Regions from separate parts of the Homo sapiens genome. Here region 2 is linked to region 1. The links are chromatin contacts, found by Hi-C or POLR2A ChIA-PET in ENCODE. All regions are on one chromosome and are shown on one strand. The core of a region is the stretch at or near the end of the contact, and the rest is flanking DNA. Distances in the headings are between cores, read along the strand shown.

Region 1 (2,700 bases), core at 124-2,623:
GGTGAGGGACCTGATTGAGGCTCACAGAGGTTAGCTACCTGGGCAGGTGTCACATGGCTTATTAATGGCAGGGCTGGGACTCAAACCCATGTCTGTGGGACATCATACCCAAGTCTGTGCACATAAGTGCTGTACTTCACAGTGCACCACGACCCCAATTAAATATGAAGCTAATATGTTTCCATATACAAAATTGCTGATATTTAAACTCCTGCTAAACACTCACAACTAAGAATGCCTTTCATCACATAAAGCCCTTTAACCTTGTTTTAATGCCCTTGGAATACTACACCACTAGGTGCTGAGCAAGGAGAAAAAAAATCAAATTTGGATGGTCAAGGAAATAGGAGACTCCCACGCCACCCCCGCCCCACCCCCCAGGTTCTGCAAGCCAAAGCTCAGAGCACACTCTTACATTTCTCTTCAAATCCTTGGAGGTCTCACTTGCTCTAGATTGTGTCAAAGATTGTGCCCCTTCCCTGCACCAGGCACTCAATTCCAGGGGTGGAAGTTGTGATGGAGACATTTTTATAACTTGGACATAAAGATCAGGAGCCAAAAGGAATATCAGGTGGAACAAATGCTATTGCTTACATTTTATCTGGAGGTGGGGGTGCGGGTTGATGTGCCAATTTGCTCTCAGTTGCATGTACAGAAATTGTGACCTCAAATTCAGCCAATGGAAAGTCTGAGTATGAACATTCACATTGTTCAGACATTTAACAAATATGAACTGAGCTTCCATAATGTGATGGGGTTTGCATGAGAAGCTAATGATGCAGTAATGAATAAGGTGAGTTCCATACTCATAGATCTTCCAGGCTCCATTACTCCAGGCTAATGAAGGAAGCACAGAAAAGCAAGCAATTTCAGGATAGTATAATAAGTGCTGTAGTGGAGGAGGCACTAGATGCCTAGAGCAAATATGGGAGAGACGCCATACCGAGATTCAGAAGCCAGAAGTAGTGACCCTTGAGCTGTGGCCTCACGGATAAGTAGGAGTTGGCCAGGTACAGAGGCGGCAGAGGAGAATAGCCCAGCCCCAGGGGATGTCATGATGTAGATCTGATCTGGGAGCCTACCTATGTCCATAAATACATCTGGAGTATAGGAGGCAAACAGGCTATCGGTTGAGACTGAGGTCAGAAAGCCTTTCTGCTAGTTTTTTGAAGAGATTGAACTTAATTATAAGGGGACTTGGAAACCATTGAAAGAAAAGGCTGAGCAGTGGCATGGACGGATGTGGGTGCTTTAGAAGGACCCCTCTGGTGGAAGAGCCAAGAATTGATGGAGGGGAGTGAGTGGAGCACAGAGACTATTGGGACCTGAGAGAGGTGGTAGGGGGTAGAAAGGAAGGGTGGGGAGATCAGGGATGGGGAAAAGCAGCGGGATTCCAGAGCTATCTGAGGAGGAGGGGCCACGGGGTTTGTTCGTCTGGTGGAGGGAGAGAAGGGAGCCCAGGATGACAGACAGCCAGGCCTGATTTGGCCAAATCATCATGCAAATATTATTCTGGGCTGACAGGCCCAAGTTGCAGTCAGCAGAGGCAACACGGGCTTATAATTTGCCATTTGTGAATGTCCTGAGGACTGGAGAATCAGCTAGGAAGCAAATCTTCCTTCTGCTGCATAAGACAGCCAAAAGCACCTCTGAGGATAGGCATCTCAGGGATTTCAGAGCAGGTAACGCCTTTTGGTTGTTTTGAATATGCTGACAGAAGAACAAAAGCTTTCAGGAAAACAAAGCCCAACCCCTTAATGAAACAGGAAAGGATATACAGTTTCAAATGCTTGCTTGCTTTCCTTGTTTTCTGAGAAGAAAGATGCCTTGCCTGTTGAAGGTGGCAGATGCAGGTTGCTCTGTGGGCCTCGGGAAGGTTCACTGCAGCTGTCACCTGCCCAACCCACGTGTCCTGAGGCACTGTGACATCTTGACAGGTGTCCTGACTCTTGGCCTTGACATGTCCTGTCACGCCTGCCTGTCAGCTGGGACTGGGCTTGGGGAAGAGCTTGTGGGCCTGGGGCCTGGTAGTACTTGCTTAGTTAAACATCTGTGGCTGCTATTTCCCTGTCACAGGCTGGCAAGTCAGAACTACTCAGATTCACTTGCACAGCAATGGTCCTTCAGTCTTCTGATTATGTGGCTCTGCAACAGGGAGAGGGAGATATTCATGAGCAAGTGTGCAAAATGCATTTAATGCCTGCTAATGGTGTACAGCCATCCATTGCTTTGGTCTGCCCAGTGTCTGTCTCCCTATCTTTTGATACCAGGGGCCAAGTTTCTCTGGGGAATTCCTTTCAGTTTTTGCAGTTCTGGGACAGTTACCCTTCACCCAGCACTATGTCAATATGGGCACATGACTCAAGCCAGCCAATCAGAGTTCACTTTCCCTAGACTTGGTCACTCAGAGGGAGCTATCCCTTAGGCCACAGTGATTGGTTCAGAAATGGGCACATAATCAAACTAGACCAATGAGTCTCAGTTCTGAAATTTTGAGTTAAGATTGCTTGGAAAAAGAACTGTTTACTCTATGGAAATAGAAGCTGGAGTGATGAAATTTGGGGTACCGGGAGCGACAGGGCCATAGTGAGAAGAGAACCCTACCTGAAAATGAAGTCAGAAGGAAAAGGAAAGTAGACAAGAATGATGGAGAGAGAGGCAGAGACAGATCCCTGAAGACATCATTTAAGATCCCGAATT
Region 2 (2,724 bases), core at 52-2,551, 39 kb after region 1:
ACTAGGAATTCTTTTTCCCAAGGAATCTCCCCTGACCACCTCCCTTCCAAAAGTGAAATGCCACTTTTCAGTGCTTCCAGAATTTGCTGTGCATGACTGTCCTGTTACCTGTTAACACTTTGCATTATAATTATCAAGGTGTCTGTGTCTCCAGCCAGCCTGAGTGTTTCTTGATCCCTGTATCCCTAGCCTAGTACAGTGCCTGAAATCAGTGCTTGGGGGCCTTGTTAAAAGAAGAAACGGCAGGAGGGGAACAGTAGTAGATAAGCGATATTTCACAAAGGAAAAGGAGAAGCTATAACCTGTCTGTATGAACTCCCCAAATATGTCCCGTTCTTTCTTTGTTGTCACCCACCCTCTTTTGCTTTTCATGAGGGAGTGTTTGCCCTAAGTGAAAAGGAAAACCCACTTGTCTTTAGGGACATGTTATGCATGTGGAAGTCTGGCATTCCCAGCTGGGCGTTTAACCAGCCCACCACTTGGGTGTTTTATAGTAGTGTCTCAAGAGGTGTTATCTCCCTCTTTTAGGTCTTTGGAGAAAAAAAAGGTGATCAAAGAAACCAACTCTGGCTGGAGGGGGGGCAGTTAGAGTCAAATCGGGGTTTTAGTGGATAAGAAAGGGGACAGAATGGAAATGGGGTATGGATGATGCTAATATGAAGAATGTGCTTCAAGGCCTCCTGGCTATTTTTGCATGCAACCATCTTTCATATCCCTATAAGATAAAATCACTGTGAAGGGTCATAAACCACTGTCAGAGTATTTGACAAGCCCCATAGGTAGTTGTTCCGAGCTAGTAAAAGCATCTTAATTGGCCTAAATGACAACAGTTATGTTATAAATATCTAGAATTTATGACCTGAGAAGGCGTAATCACATCTTCCATCAGTTAAGTTTGCATAGGAGCAGCTTGAGGATTTAAGATAGGGCTGCAAGTTGGGGAAAATCTGATTAGCCTTAACTTTATGACAAACACAGAGCTAAGTGAATCGGAGTGCTTTCAAGTTCCTGATCCCTGGGAGTTAAAGGCAGTGGTGTTTCAGAGTCGGTAAAAGCCACCCAGTTCCCTCTGTGCAGCTGTCATTTTATTGGCCTTGTAAAGTCTCCCGTACACTGTGACAAATCCAAGACCATATACCTGCGAAGAAGAGATGTTTTAGATTATGGGGCACAGAGGAAGCAGACGGTGGGGTTAGAGGGTGAAAACCTATGTGTTTATGCCGATCCTTCTCCGGAATGTGCAGAGTCATTGTGAAAAGCAAGTCCGTGCTGCTTTAGGGCTCGCTCCAGGGTCTGATGAGACACCTCATTTTCTGTGGTAATTGAGGAAGCGAAATTCAAAGCAGGGTTTAAAAGTTGAGTTTATACATCTAAAAACCCCACACATCTTTCAAGTTAGCTGGAAATTACACTTGGATTTTTAAAATATGATTCATTTCCTGAATTTTTATTATGGGGATGGCATTATTATCAAGAGTACTACTACATCTAAAGCAAAAATCATAACAAAGCCAATCTGTTGAAAGGATGGGTGTTTTAAGAGACACATTGTAGAGATAAATTTGATGTCATTGATCAACCAGGTCATTGCCTGGGGACTCGCTGGTCAATGGAGTGGAGTCATCTTTGAGGTAAAAGGCAAACAGCCAACTTAATCCCAATTTGCAGAGCTTCAAAGGTGAACAGTCATTTTGCCAGGCAATGAAGAGCTCAGGTTATCTATTTAATGCCAAAGTCTGTGAAGTCAGTGAAATTTCTTTAATGAATTTGAGAGCAATCCTTCAAAGAACCCTTGATTGAAACCCCTAGAGAGGCCAGTTGTCTTTGAACTCAAGAGATGAAGTTTATCCTAGATTAACCTGATCTTTCAGTTTGCTCTGTCTTGTAATGTAGAGACAGAGTTCTGAATTTTGAGAGAAGCGTTATGGTGCTTTGGCAGGCATATCCAAATCCGATGTGTTTATTATAGCAATGTAGGAACACTTTTAGCTTTGTTGGTAAGGAGGTCTACCAACCAAAGGATCCACTTTACATATGAAATTTTTGTACATGTCTACCATGTTCCAACAGTTTCTGAAGATCAGATGGGTCCCAAGGTATATACTCAGTTTGTTACTTCTCAGTGGGTATGAAACAAAACTTCAGTTTTGGTTTTATTATTATCGTACGTTTCACTGCACTTTCATACCCTTAAACCTTGCATCTCTCAAATCTGGAACTCTGTGCCTTACGATGTGGAAGAAATAGGAAATCTGGAACTGATTATGAAATTATGAAGCAGGGAGATGCAGAAATGTGCGAGGATCAGTGTACAAATGCATAAACCCTGATGCACACAAAGCCTGGTGTGAAGGACACATCACTTTGGATTGGAACCCTGCTTTTACATTTGAGCGTAACGCAACCTAGCATTTGCCTTGTGTAGTGCTTGGGAGCTTTTGGTGTTAACAGAATTCTTTTCTAAAGAAATTCCTTCGGATTTCTTCAGAATTTGTCCAGTTTCCAGGTTCCAATAGGAAAAACATGGACAAGGTTTTAATAGAAAAATAGTGCTCCAGATTTTTCAGTTGGCAAGTGCCGTACTTAAGAACTGTTCCTGTTTTATTAAGTGGTACAGGTTAGCTTAATAGGGGAGTCCTCGACATTTGTACCATGATTCCAGGAAAGAGAGACACCTGGGTCCCCTGGAGAAGACACCTGTTGGGATTTTGAGCCCACTTGTGG

Evidence for each region. A loop is a pair of places that touch in the nucleus more often than their neighbours do. ChIA-PET counts read pairs that join two places held with the same protein, here RNA polymerase II (POLR2A). Pooled maps may share reads with other maps.
Region 2: a map with no recorded cell type shows a loop between it and region 1 (2.5-fold over the local background). The contact joins the enhancer-like site here to the promoter of ERC2-IT1 in region 1. A Hi-C loop is called at or near these places in 6 of 37 single-sample maps with no recorded cell type and 1 of 50 pooled maps. POLR2A ChIA-PET finds 5 or more read pairs at or near these places in 2 of 52 experiments (AG04450 and OCI-LY7).

The regions. Positions count from the first base shown.
Region 1 is chr3:55,658,142-55,660,841 of GRCh38, reverse strand. It overlaps ERC2-IT1 (ERC2 intronic transcript 1), which reads left to right and starts at 1,373. Exons shown (of 1, transcript NR_024615.1): 1 at 1,373-2,700. The region is part of intron 17 of ERC2 (ELKS/RAB6-interacting/CAST family member 2); the gene reads left to right. RefSeq lists enhancers at 1,859-1,978, 2,019-2,218.
Region 2 is chr3:55,619,013-55,621,736 of GRCh38, reverse strand. All of the region lies in intron 17 of ERC2 (ELKS/RAB6-interacting/CAST family member 2), which reads left to right. Among named protein-coding and RNA genes, the nearest start is that of ERC2-AS1, 13 kb to the right of the region's middle. Within about 2 kb of position 1,301, at least 6 of the 41 ENCODE cell types and tissues checked have a DNase peak (open chromatin) inside an H3K27ac peak, as active enhancers do.